Regions from separate parts of the Homo sapiens genome. Here region 1 is linked to region 2. The links are chromatin contacts, found by Hi-C in ENCODE. All regions are on one chromosome and are shown on one strand. The core of a region is the stretch at or near the end of the contact, and the rest is flanking DNA. Distances in the headings are between cores, read along the strand shown. Region 1 overlaps GLIS3 (GLIS family zinc finger 3). Region 2 overlaps GLIS3 (GLIS family zinc finger 3).

What was found. Hi-C counts contacts between places; a loop is a spot of excess contacts on that map. Pooled maps may share reads with other maps.
Region 1: a loop to region 2 is called in a map of heart left ventricle, with 4 times the contacts of the local background. The contact joins two enhancer-like sites. A Hi-C loop is called at or near these places in 3 of 168 maps with a recorded cell type or tissue (dorsolateral prefrontal cortex, heart left ventricle and mammary epithelial cell) and 3 of 50 pooled maps.

What each region holds. Positions count from the first base shown.
Region 1 is chr9:3,877,940-3,882,244 of GRCh38, forward strand. It overlaps GLIS3 (GLIS family zinc finger 3), which reads right to left. Exons shown (of 11, transcript NM_001042413.2): 8 at 1,488-1,656. Among named protein-coding and RNA genes, the nearest start is that of GLIS3-AS1, 19 kb to the right of the region's middle. Within about 2 kb of position 1,897, at least 5 of the 41 ENCODE cell types and tissues checked have a DNase peak (open chromatin) inside an H3K27ac peak, as active enhancers do.
Region 2 is chr9:3,824,765-3,829,044 of GRCh38, forward strand. GLIS3 (GLIS family zinc finger 3) reads right to left here. Exons shown (of 11, transcript NM_001042413.2): 11 at 1-3,644. The coding sequence ends at 3,508. Among named protein-coding and RNA genes, the nearest start is that of GLIS3-AS1, 72 kb to the right of the region's middle. Within about 2 kb of position 2,632, at least 3 of the 41 ENCODE cell types and tissues checked have a DNase peak (open chromatin) inside an H3K27ac peak, as active enhancers do.

The DNA of each region.
Region 1 (4,305 bases), core at 647-3,146, 52 kb after region 2:
AGGATAAGGGGCAAATTCCTTAGCATCAAATACACAATTCCCACATAAGCCAACCTAATATTATCTGACTTCATCAGCCATGTATGCCTGGATGCTGTCATCCCAAGCTACTGAGACCGTCCCTGACGGTGTCCTTTCTGTTCCTCACATCTTGGATATGTTCTTCTTGCTGCCTGGGATGCTGTGCCCCCACTGAGGCATCCAGAAGAGCCTTAGTCTTCCTTCAATGCCTACATCACTGTGTCTTTCTTTCCCTCACCCCCGAGACAGATTTAGAGACATCCTCTTTAGGCTCCTGTGGGATCTCTATTACATCATTTAACCAAACAGCCTTATTATACTTCATTTGAATGCCTGTCCTCACCATTCAAACCTGTAAGGGCAGGAGCATATTTTAATAACTTTTTGGACTCCAGCATCCAACACAGTGTCTGACACATAGAAGGTATTCAACGGACATTCATTAAACAAAATAATATTGATAAAGGAAGAAAGTCATAAACAGTAAAATATATATGGTTTATCAGAATTAAAACCACATATTACCAAACTCATAGGTCAGGCCAACAATGATGGAACCTGATTTCACCAGTAATCTCTAAGTTACAAAACTTTTATTCCTGCTGCCTATTCAACCCATTATTTTGTTCAACAATTGCCAGAACTTCTTTCTCCTCTGGATGTCTGGGAGTAACCAGGTAGGTCAACTCAAGCCAGATGACAAGTGGAGAGAGGTGACAAGAGGTGTGTTGGACAGCTCGGAGAGGACTGAAGCATCCAACCTCCTTCCAAAGCTACCTGTACTGATGCAGCCATACACTTGCCCTTGGGCAAGAGAAGTTCATTACAGCCTGCTCCACAAAAAGGGGAAGGAGATGGAGAAGCAAGAGATGCAGACTCTTATTTTGGTTTGTGGTACACAGAAGCACACGAGATTGGGAAACAGAAGTATGAAGGGCCTCGAAAGGCCTCTGGGGCCAATAAAGAATTCAGGAGTAAAAATATCATGAAGATCATGGTTGTTTAAAAAATTTCTCCCAGAAGTCCTTTGTGAGACAGATATTAATATAAAGTATTCAATGAGCAGCCTACATAAAATCCTGTGCCTTAACAATACTGATTTATGTGGCGAGGGCACCATCTGACATCGGGAAGTGCTTCGACCTGCATATACATTACCTTAAAATTGGGTCTCTGAAACAGACCGATGAAAGGTAGAAAGACAGGGAAATTCTGGTGTGTTTCCAGCATCTGAAACTTTGGCTGGCTATTGCCAGTATCATTTCATTTGTTTTCCCGTGGAAAAATGAAACAGATAATGAGATATTTGGTCCACGTGCTTTGTGTATGTACTTTTAAAATGTCACCTTTGGGTAACTCAACCCACCAACGGATTATTAATAAAATTCAGCAACTGTCAAGGCACTTGTCTGTGAAGGGAGGTTTGGCGGCGACACCTATTAGGAGAGAGAGACAGATGGCCTTACCTCTCAGCTCCTGCGTCCACAGCTGTGAGTGGAGGTAACTGGGAGGAGGGGTTGTGAGGGCTCCCCTGTACATTATGTCCTGGAGAAGGGTGACTGACAGGATGTGGGGGTGGTACGGCCCCAGCAGCTGTTCCACTTCGGCTTGAATAATTGCTGGAGAAAATGGGAGCTGAAATCAAGGGAGAACAAACATGAGACCGTGCCCCAAAGGAAGCCCACGTTTTTTAAATACCGAAGCCTGACAGCAAGCATATTTGAGGGGCTTGCTTGTTTTTCTCTCAGTGGTTTTCAGGGAACAGTTCTCCCCTTCTTGGGTACACACAGCTTTTATTTTCATGGTGGAACAGGTTCCTCCGGAGCTCACGTCTGGCTCGCTTCAGGCTGATGTTCACGGTCTGTCTCCTAAGTGCTGCCATGCCCTGCCAGTTCCCTGTCTGGACACTGTATAATTAGTCAGTCTTGTACTGTTTGCATCTGTGCCAAGGTCTCTGTATTAGCACTTTTCAGTCACAGGGGATGAGAGTCAGGTAACAGAATATTTGGTCAGCTGACTGAGAAGGGCACAGCACAGGCCTTCTTCCTCTTCTCACTGCTGCAGTGAGCCACGGTAGGTCAGCTGGGGCCCCTCTCTGTCACTGCTAAATCAATGTAATGAGAACTGGAGCTTCCCTGATCCTAGCATGAACGTAGGATCCTGCACCCTTTTAACTTTAGAGTCTAACTAACCCAGGGAATTTTCCTGATGGTGTGATGAATATACTTGGCCTTCATCAAAGGAGTCTCTCAAACTACGAAAACACAGCTTCGGGATCTCCCCCCACTGTTGCCCGTTATGACACAGAGAGTGAGTTACAGTCCCATTCGTATGGGCAGCCTAGCCTTCGAGAACGGTATGTGACCTCAAACGTGAATACGTGCCCATTTAGATCAGCTAATTGGTACGATGTCACAGAAGAAACTGGGGCTTGTCACTTTCACAGTCTATCAGAAAGGTTCCCTCAGTGTCTGGGACCTACTCCGTAGACATCTCATTATGCTGCAATCATAGCAGCAGCATTAGGCTGATTCTCTTTAACTTCCTTCTTTGTACAAAGTTATGCTGAGCTCCATACCCATTTCTGTTCTTTTTGAACTTACTCTACTAATATCAAAGAATAAATGGATTTTTTAAAAAAATAAATCAGGTTCAGGATTAAGAAAGAGAAGCCACATTATCGAAAAGATTTGAGGGTTTAAAAGTTCAGGGAGTTGTATTTTTATACCAGTACCACTTTTCCCCAACCTCTCCAGGATAGAATAAGTACCCCAGATGACCTAGCCCCCAAAAGCTTAATCCAATGGAACAAGAGTTCAAGTATTTCAAGGAACATGTGAAGAGGCAGAATTACCATCTTCCCGCTCAAAAAGCTACTGACAAGGGTGTGATCTGATTTGAAGGGTTTATTTCTGGTAAATCAGCATTCTGTCAGGTTAACTCTTGTCCTCAGAAGCCTGTACCTACCACAGTCCTCCAAAGAGGTGGTGAGGCCTGAAAATGCTTACCAGTTCAGAAAGGCAAGGCTGAGCTTCTGTTGTGTGCGTCAGCTTCCATACAAGTTGCATATTTGCAAACTCACTAGAGTCACCTTATGAATCACTAACCTCATTTATGCTCAGCTAGCTCAGGGAACCACAATTCTGCTTGTATTCCAAATAATAATTTTACTCAGGGGAGAAGGCTGTTTGGATTGACTGTGGCAATAGTTTCAAAACTGGTGTTTGTCAGCATGGAGCTTGGTGTTTTATATACTATTCCAAAATCTAATGGAATAATAAAGGTCATAGAGATACTATGAAAACACAGCTAACTTTTTTTTTTCCTGCTTCAGTGTAGAAATGTGAGTTCTCCTATTTATTTTGTTGTAGTTGCTGAATGCACCCAGTATTTATTTTTCCCCAGAGGTTTTTTTGTATGTATGTGCATGTGTTCATCACAAGGGAAGCATTGCCCCTGCTGTTTACAACCCAATGGGCAACAAGGAAACTTGGTGTGCACACTCTGTGCTCTACTCTATGGTCCAACAGAAAGTGTGCTGCTTCTCAGAGGTCTGTATTAGCTATACTTGGCATTAGCTACAATGACATAGGCTGGGAAATTGGGGATTGTTTGTAGCCTGCCACTCGCTCAGAGTTAAGCCTGGTTTAGGACCTCTCTTTCATCCCATTTAACAGCCAGGAAAAACCATCCATCATCCACCTGCCCCATCATCCATCTGTTCACCCATCTATCATTCAGCCGTTATTTTTATATTCCATATTGATAAGTGTCTATTACGTACTTGATACTCTATGTGTGTTCCTGCCCTTGGGGAAACTGTAATTTAATGAAGGGAGCAGACCTCTATATATCGATTTTACCAAAATACCAAGACCTATTAGTATAAATCATTGGACAGTGTTAAAAGCACTTTAATGCACTCATTTGTGGCCCCACAATGCATCCTAAGCTCTGGCCAAACCAGACAACTGACCACACTCAAATGTATTATGACAATTTATACTACTGAGCTTTTTTCTGTGATGTCCTCTACCTTTTTCTACTTACTTCATTACATTTGCTCTATATGCAGAGTTAACTGTGTTCTTTTTATTCTTCTCTTAGCGGGCAATTATTCCACAAATATGTATAGGGTACCTATCATTTGGCAGACATGAAGCTAGGTCCTGGGACAGGAAACAAGACATCCTCGGTGCCTGGTATCTCCAAACAGCATCAGTTCATGTTCATTGAGTAAACAAAGATGAACAAGATATAAATGCCCATGGAATCTCGGGGCTC
Region 2 (4,280 bases), core at 1,382-3,881:
TGTGATTTATGGAAAACAGATTTCCACTTTTTTCCCCCAAAGTGCTTTATGTCAGCAACATTACACAGGATACTTTGCTGTCTGTACAAAATAAATCTCTTTTTACACTCACTATTTCTCCAATGAGTGCTTTTTTTTTTTTGCTTCATCTGTTGCAAAAAAAAAAAAAAATAATAACCGCAGAAATTCCACACCACTAACAAAAAGTGCTATTTAAAAATGCTTCCATAAAATGACATGGCCAAGACAGTCAAATAAAATACCAAATAATTAAATTGAAAATGTACAGTTACTATTCCCAATACTTCAAGGCAACTGGAAAGTCAAGGTTCTCAGATGAGGGAGTTGAATTTATCCTTGCTCAAAATTGGTTTTAGGGGCTACTGTGCTTGACGGCTGGTAATTTAGAAACAACTGAACAAAGCCAACACTCTTATCAGTGGTAACTCTGCTGTGATCTACTAAAGACCTTTTTTTTTCTTCTTATTTTATGATCGCTTATGTAATTTGAGGGCGACATGGGTAATGGGAGATACCCCACAGGACCTGTAAATATTTAAATAATATTTAACAGCTGATCAGAGGCTAAATTACAACTGACATTTTGATGCAGTTTCGTTAGGGAATTAAGACAATGCAGCCAATGAAATGTCTCTAGGCAGACTGATTTTTTTTTTAATGCAATAGGATAATTGTCTTTGCGCTGTGTGTTTTCACAAGCACTAGTTTTGTGTTTTGTTTCTGTTTTTAAGGGGAATGACAATCTCTGTTTGGACATTTATGAAAATGGTTACATATCAAGACTTAAAAAGACCAGGACATGAAAGGGAATGATTTTTTTGAAGTTTCCACTTGTACTGCTGCAAAAATAATGATGAATATATATATAAATCTTCTGCAGTGTGAAAGTAAGCAAGGGACAAATTTTAAGGTCAGGAAAGACTCTCGAATCTAAGCATAGTGTGTGTAGTCTGGAAGGCATCTGAACGTGTCCTATCCTGAGGCTGCAATCTCAAGCCTGCAGCTATCAGGAAAGACCCACGGTGCGGGAAGCAGGGCTGCACTGGGTCCTGTGGCCAGCATGCTCTCTCTGAGATAAAATGTCCCTCTGGGGCTCCACATTGATTTCCTGCTGAGGAAGGAGGGCTGCAGGTGCCTCTATTGCTTACGCCCTCTTTAGAGTCCCTCTTGCCCCTGTGAGGTAAGAAAGGGGCAGGGTTACTGTGAGAGGCCACAGGAAGACTGGAGCCTGGTTCACAAGCAGCTCCTCTCAAAGAGGGAGGTGATGTCCATGGTTTCTAAAGTTGAGCTTCTGTCTTGTCCTCCTTCCCCCTTTCTATTTTAAATTACATAAAGCCAAAAGGCAGGGCTGACAATGTCAACTGCAATAACAACCTTGCCTTTTCATCTTTTTTCTCATTGTACAAATGAAATGAAATGTATTTTGAGTTCCTTGTAAAGGCTTCCATATTTAAGTATGAATAGATGGTTTCTCTGAAGATAGCAGAGTTTTTTTCTTTCCAGAGTATGACAAAGGACGCATGAGGGATGCTACTAGCTGTGAGCATGCATATGTTAGGCCACTTGTTTAGGCCAAGTGACACGACCCACAAAGTCTGCAGGAAGGGTGGTACTTTACAAGCAGCCTTGGAGTTCACTTGTAAAGGAAGCCTGGTGTGCATCTTTTGTAAAGCAGAGCAGGTTTTTTAAAGTGGCTAACTCATCTCTTTTGCAGACTTTGACGTCTACGTGAAAGCTTTTCTTAGAATACAGCCCACTACTCAGAGAAACTAGATTGACCAAGTGCACTGTGAAAACAAAACCCACACTTGGTTCTTCATTCACCTCATTCTACTGCATGTTGGAATGAACTCTGGAATCAGGTAGAATACTTCCGCTTGTGGGACTGTGGAGGGAGACTGGAAGGACCTGTCAGTATACAAACTGTCACAGAATCCCATCTAACATCAAGCTGTTTTAGTTGTCTTGTTGAAGATTGTAATGATCTCAGTTTGATAAATGGCATTGTTTCACTTTTGTTCAGAAAAACATTTTTAAAAAGTGAGAAAAAATACTTGAAATATGATAGTACCAGAATGTTAGAACTTACTGTGTCTTTGGGACTGGCCAATTTTTATAGCTGATGCCCTAGGACTTAGGATCTGTAATAGCTATGTAGAGGTGTCACAGAAAATGACTTCCTATTTAGGCTTGATATTTTCGACCAAGTGCTATGTGAAAATTCCAGGCCTTCAAACTGGAACTCAGAAAAAGAATTGCCTCTTTCTGTAGACTTTTCGAGAACTGTCACCTCTACCTTCCCAAGATGATCAGACAATGGCGGCTGGTGGGGATATATGAACCACAGTCAGGAAGAGGGTAAGAGGGATGCAAAAAGAGGGTGGAGAGAAGTGTAGGGAAGAGACAGACAGATGAGTGGATATCCTGAAAAACGTTAGTAAAATCTGAGCACTGGAAGTCAAGTATCACTAGGTTTGGTTTTCCAAGGGAAGCTGGCACATGACTCAGTCTGTCCCAGTTCTCACATCTGGCACTTCTCTGGGTGCAGCACCAGAGTGGAGGCAATGGGTAAACCAGTCAAACAACATTTTTCTTTGAACACAGTCTTTGAGGTGGAGTTACTAAACAGTCAACTCAGGAAGGTTCCAGCTACAGGACTGTTGGTGCGGGAGGTGCCCACTCCATTTCCCTCAGGTAACCTTTGCTAACTGCAAAACTAACATGCTAGAGGTGGGGCCAGGCAGAACCACAGCTGTGCAAAATGTCTATAGCTGGGGTGATTACAATAATAATGATTTCCATCCAAAGCACAGACCTTTACATTTTTTTTTCATTTTAAAATACGTATAAATAACTAAGTCTTTAAAATGCAAAAACAAGGATAGGCTGCTGGCATATAAAACCTTATTTTTCTATTGAAGAGAAACACTGAGAAGCAACTGGTTAGCATGTGGCTAAGAGAAAAGGGAAACCCAGGGAGTTTCTAAGAGTTGAGACCACACTATGCTTTGGACATGGATTTCCCTTGTTGTGCCTGGCTTTGCATCAGGAGCAGCAAGGGTGAGGATTAGGTGAGGCAGGTCACTATGCCTCTCGTAATTGAGGTCTTTTTCCCTGTTTGGAGTTTTCAGGTAGAGTCATCCCCAAACTACATTTTCATATGCACATCATTTCACTGGGGTCCTTTAAGGGTTGACAGCCAGGAAGTAACAGGTATCCAGGAGAGTGAGGCTCTAAATTCCCTTTGAAAAGACAGTCCTCCTGGTCACATAGTCCAGGAAAACCAGAGAGAAAAAGGAGCAACTGTAATGATTCCTGCAAAGCTAGCTCTGCCATTCAGTCCTGCCTTCTGAAAGAACATCAGTAACTCTGCAGGGCCCGCTGATTGGGCTGACATCCTTCCTCAAGCAGTCTGTGAGAGTACGAAAACAAAAGGTGGCAAGCAACATCAAGGTCCTGGGTGTGCAGGAGTGGCCAAGAGAGCTTTTAGCCTTCGGTGTAGACAGAGGAGAGCTGGCTAGGACAGCGGTCCACGGTGCTGATCTGCAAGAAGGTAGCATCTTCAGCCCCGCTGCGGAGAGACTCCCCAAAGAGGCTCGAGGAACTTGAAGGTAAATCATACACTGGAAGAGAAAGAACGCAGTTAAGTCAGTAACTCCTGCCCCATGCCACGCCCACTGGAAATGCACTACAGTAATGCAGCTCACCAAGTGAGGACTGGGGGCTAAGGAGGCAACCATGCCAGCCTGGGCCCTATAGTGAGTCTCTGTTTCCAGCGACCTTAGTGAGGGAAGAGGCTGACTTGCAGGCAGCTGGCTAAAATATGACCACACAAAAGACAGGCTGAGAAGAAGTAAAAGAAAAGTGTTCTAGGGAAGGCTGGGGGTGGCCTCAAAAAGGAGCTGGTGTTAAGGTTGAGTCATGAAAGAGAATGGAATTCTCACAGATGAAGAAATAGGGAAAGAACATTCCAGAAGGAGGAAACAAAGAGCAAAGACAGAGAGGGAGAGGCATGTGGGGTCAAGGGTGCTGGCAAAGCTCAGGTGAAGAGCATGTAGGGAAAAATATGTGTGGGCAGGTGTGCAGAGCTGGATCAGGCCTAACTTATGGGGGCTTTGAATGCCATGCTGGAGAGTCGAATTTATTCTCTAGGCAATTGGAAACTATTTAATATATTTGAGCAGAAAAGAGGCATATTTTATCCTTCATTTTGGGGAGGCAATGTTCATGGTAGTATGGAGGGCAGAATGGTAAAGATG